Regions from separate parts of the Homo sapiens genome. Here region 2 is linked to region 1. A link is a loop called in an ENCODE intact Hi-C map of the cell type or tissue named here. Cell type or tissue: mammary epithelial cell. All regions are shown on one strand.

Region 1 (2,500 bases):
AAATGTGGGCCTGGGATCATATGGGCCCACCAAATCTTGCTCTGTATGGCCTGTGTGAACTTCGCAAGTCACCGCCTCCCTGAACCTTAGTTTCCTCATGTGTAAAATGGGGGAGATAACAATTTTTACTTTTCAAGATTGTTTTGAGGCTTACAGGTAACGTATCAACATATGAAGCTTCTCATATATCAGTAGTTAATACTGTTGCATGGCAAATTTCCTTCAAGTTTAATCCTGTGTAGTCAGGCCTGTGATTCTAAGAGTCTGTTGATTGGATGACTCTGAAGCAGCTTTGTTAATAGTGTGGACAATTTGCATGAAGCTTTTTATCATTTAATGATCTATGTTAATTTACTTTGGACTTATTTCTCGTTTCACTTGAAAAGCTTTATTTTATATTTGGTGATATAAAATAATGTTTTAATGATTGGCTTATAGTCTTTATTACATTTCCCCCCACTCAATTTTTCTTTCTTTCTTTCTTTCTTTCTTTTTTTTTTTTTTTTTTGAGACAGAGTTTCACTCTTGTTGCCCAGGCTGGAGTGCAATGGTGTGATCTCAGCTCACTGCAACCTCCACCTCCTGAGTTCAAGCGAATCTCCTGCCTCAGCCTCCCGAGTAGCTGGGATTACAGGCGCCCACCACCACGCCCAGCTAATTTTTTGTATTTTCAGTAGAGACGGGGTTTCACCATGTTGGCCAGGCTGGTCTTGAACTCCTGACCTCAAGTGATCCACCTGCCTTAGCCTCCAAAAGTGCTGGGATTACAGGCGTGAGCCACCGCGCCCAGCGCACCCCGGCCCCCCACCCCCCCAACACTCAATTTTTCTACTTAAAAACTCTTGGAATGTAGCCTTTAAGACATGAATGGTTTTTGTTTGTAATTGCAATGTGGTGTGGGTAGGATGTATAGGGAAATTTGTTGGGAATTTATTTGGACTACTTTCAAAGAATATTTCAGTTAAATTTCTACTCTCCCTCATGTGACCTACGCTTGTTAACACAGACGAGGCTTTAATTCTTTGCTGTGGGAAGTGGCCTGTGCACTGTAGGAGGTTTGGCAGCATCCCTGGCCTCTACCCACTAGATGGCAGTAGCACTCCCCAGTTGTGACACTCAGAAATGACTACAGAAATTGCAAATGAGTCACTTCTTGGGCTTTTGGCTAAGATCAAATGTAGAAATTGCCATATGACCCAGATGGACAAATCACCTCCAGTTGAGAACCACTGACATAGACAGCACTCCACAAAAAGCAGAACTTTTAGGCTAAAGATGGTTTTATTTTAACGTGATTGTGTTAAGTTGACAGTTTCAGGATGTGAAATATTGTTCATTCATCTATAGCTAGAGATCAAGCTTGGGCTTCGAAGCTTGGGCCTTCCCCAATAATGGCCCAACCTAAAATTTTAGACCCTATAATACTCCTCCACCTCCCATCCTTCCACATCCCATTTGTAAGCCCGATTAGATGACTCACTGTTTCTACTATATCCCCATACCGCGACTTTCACCTTTACCTCCACTATCCAGAGAGTCAAATCTTACTTATTGGTTAAGGCCTTACTAAATGGGCAAATTTTCCCTGAAGCCCTCCCAGATCCTTCTGTTAGAAGGGATAGCTTCTGCCTCAAAACATGAAACTTCTTCAACTATACCCATCTTGTTCCTCCTTAATTATTTTCTAACTTTCATGCAATTTGAAAGTCCTCTGCCTCCACTTCTAAACTCATGAGTGCACTCACTATTTTAATATCCTTTCAGCTAGGCAATGTGTTGTGGAGGAGAAAGTTATGCTTTTGATTTAAGGCACTCCTAAATCTCATGCGCCCCTCTAATGGTGCACAGATGTTTTCTAGAGAAAGTCCTCATCCCCATTACACAATGGCATATATTATTAGCTTATCTGGTTGACAGGAATAGAACACAGGTAAGGTTCACTTTATCTGGAGAGGGCAAACCCAAGTAGGAGGCCTCAGCAAGAGTTCCTGGAGAACAAGTGATCATCAGGACCTTCACTAACCATGAGGGCACAGTTCATCTTTAAATATCTGAATGGCTGGTATGCGAAGAAGAAATTTTGAAAACATGAATTTCTTAAATAATTAACAAATACAACTGAACATTCTAAAGGTACAAAGAGAAAAAAAGGGTTCAGCGAAAACCAATAATCTTGTCCACAACTTTCCCTTGTCACCCGCTAACCTTCCCTAGAGGTCACATTACAAGTTTCTTGGGGATCCTTTCAGAGATAATCCAGGCAAGTCTATGAATAAAGGTGTAAATGGAAACAACCCAAGTGTCCACCAATGGATGACCGGATAACAAAATGTGGTCTATCCATACAATAGAATATCCATACGATACAATAGAATATTAGTCAGGCATATAAAGAAATATATATGCTACAAACTGAATGAACCTTGAAAACATTATGCTAAGTGAAAGAGACCAACCACAAAAGGCCACATACCATATGATTCCTTTTATATAAAATAGT
Region 2 (2,500 bases), 200 kb after region 1:
GCAATTTCACATATGGGAGCTTCATAACTTATTAGTAACCATGGTAATGATGACAAATAAAGCAGTTCAATCATTCTGAATATGTTACTATTTACTTCCAAACGTTCAGAGTTTAGAGCATGTAGATTTAAAAGTTCAGATTACTGTTGCCATGAGCCACACAAAAGGGCACTGAGTCTCCTGAGATGGGAAAACGAAATTGATTTCTCCGTGTTTTTTATACTCCACAACACTCTTGAAAAGCACTTTCTGGGCACATAACTATGGATCTACTGCTCTGGGGTAAACAGAATATGAGATCACATGAAAAGAAAACACATGTGTCGTTCTTTTGATTCATGCAAGATCCCTTAAGTTCACTAGATTCGTATAAATACGTGGGCGTATGTAGGCTCCATTCACCTCCAATAAAGCAAGAGGTGGAGATGACCAATGTTTCTTTTAAAATTGACCCTGGTTATTTTGTTTCATTATCAAAAACAGAAATTTAGTAAATATATAGCTCCTAAAATTAGTAAACTGTAAAACCATCTCAAATGTGACATTATTCTGTATATTTTTATTGGATTTTCAGAAATGTTATCTGGCTGTGACACATTAAAAGAAATCAATTAAAACTTTTAATAATTGAACATAGAAACTTTGTATAAGATTTTAAAACTTCACACTTTTTGCTGCTGGGCATGGTGGCTCATGCCTGTAATCCCAGCACTTTGGGAGGGCGAGGCAAGCAGATTGCTTGAGTCCAAGAGTTCAAGACAGGCCTGGACAACATGGCGAAACCCCCTCTCTACAAAAAGTACAAAAATTAGCCAGGCTTGGTGGCATGCACCTGTGGTCCCAGCAACTTGGAAGGCTGAGGCAGGAGGATCACCTGAGCCCAGGGAGGTTGAGGCTGCAGTGAGCCATGATTGTGCCACCACACTCCAGTCTGTGTGACAGAGCGAGACTCTGTCTCAAAAAATAAAAAAAACAAAAACCAAAAACAAAACACACACACACACACACACACACACACACACACACACACACAAACCCCTTTGGAAGTTTTAATATCTTAATTAAATGGCTCTACTCAATGATTTCCTAAATGTTGTAGAATTTTAATAAATGACATCCTTCCTTGTTTAAATTGTAATGAAATGGATATACTATATATAATAAACAATATCAAGATGTTTGTATTATTAATAATTTATACAATGTTTTCAGTATAATTAGGCAACAAAAATAATTTTATTCTCTTTAAATTGTCAGTGTTAAGATACATGGAGAGACAAAGTATTTTTGTCTATTGTGTGTAAGTTCTATTTTAACTCAGTGGTTTTCAATTGGGGGTGATTTTGTGCTCCAGAGACACTTGGCAACGTCTGGTGACATTTTTAGTCATCATGAATGGCAGATGAGAGGATTCTACTGGCATCTAGTGGGTAGAGGCCAGGGATGCTGCAAAACACCCCCACAAACTTTAAAAATGTCATTTAGGTAACTCTTTTCTTCTTGTAGTTGAGTTAATGGAAATAACCCACACAAGGAAGAACAGAAGAAAAAAGGGAGACAAGTGTGTGTGTGTGTGTGTGTGTGTGTGTGTGTGTGTGTGTGTGTGTGTGTGTGTGTGTGGTTTCTCTAAGGCTAAGAATGTAAAAATATATACATTGCAATGCATTTCATGGTACTTAATTTCCAGTCACAAGCTTATTAGAACTTCAGTTTATGATTCAAATTAGTCAACTCAGTTTTCTTAAACTATCATATTCATGGGCTACGAGAAATGCAAAAATGAACCAAATATAGTCTCTGCCCTTCAGGAACTTACAATTTTGTAGGACACAAAAGTAAATCACGATGGCAATAGATGCACATACAATTGTGAACAAAATGCTATAGGAACACTGGAGAAAAAGAGGATAAAAAGTTACTGGATTTGACAAGTCAATTATAAAACTGTTAACAAAAGAAAAATAGAAGAAAGGTTTCTCAATGATAATCAAGATAGACCTGGAACAATGGCAAGATGTTTAAAGATAAAACATGAAAGCCCACAGGATACAAGTTAAGGAAATCTGAAAACAAACACAAAGGACAGATACAGGATATGGCCAACAGCAGGGACTTGCTGGTAGAGTGGTTCAGAGGAAGATGGGGGAGAGAGCATCAGTGTAGATGCATCTGAAAAGCCAAGTTGGGTTCTGATCTTAGAGGTCAGAGAGTCTGGATTCTCCAACAATGGTCCTGAGAGGCTAATGAAGATTTCAATGTGGGAATGGGTTCATTGTAAATGACACAGAGAAGGACAATGGGAGATGGGAAGGACATTCCCTGACAGTGAGTTTCCAATGTGCCCTTTATTTACTAATCACAGGCTGTTGGACTGGCAGCCCACTACGTGCCCATGACTACAAAAAACAGGAAATTATTTTTCATTGGCCATCTTAATAAAAAGATAAATGAGCTTATTTTAATAATAATTTTAGAATATAGAACAGATGATGTTACAATC

The links. Hi-C counts contacts between places; a loop is a spot of excess contacts. Peaks named below come from ENCODE experiments on the same cell type or tissue, not always from the same donor. Only the 100,000 strongest peaks of a DNase experiment are listed, where the experiment ranks them.
Region 2: it touches region 1 in a loop (12-fold over the local background); 5 of 110 quality-filtered maps call a loop at or near these places.

Annotation. Positions count from the first base shown.
Region 1 is chrX:15,470,111-15,472,610 of GRCh38, forward strand. The region is part of intron 3 of PIR (pirin); the gene reads right to left. The region is part of intron 2 of PIR-FIGF (PIR-FIGF readthrough); the gene reads right to left. Among named protein-coding and RNA genes, the nearest start is that of PIR-FIGF, 20 kb to the right of the region's middle. In mammary epithelial cell, a CTCF peak has its summit at 1,082 (motif pointing right); a DNase peak (open chromatin) is centred at 1,101; H3K27ac peaks cover 972 bases.
Region 2 is chrX:15,669,319-15,671,818 of GRCh38, forward strand. It overlaps a transcript of CLTRN not described here. Among named protein-coding and RNA genes, the nearest start is that of CA5BP1-CA5B, 4.9 kb to the right of the region's middle. In mammary epithelial cell, a CTCF peak has its summit at 1,415 (motif pointing left); no DNase peak of the experiment used is centred here.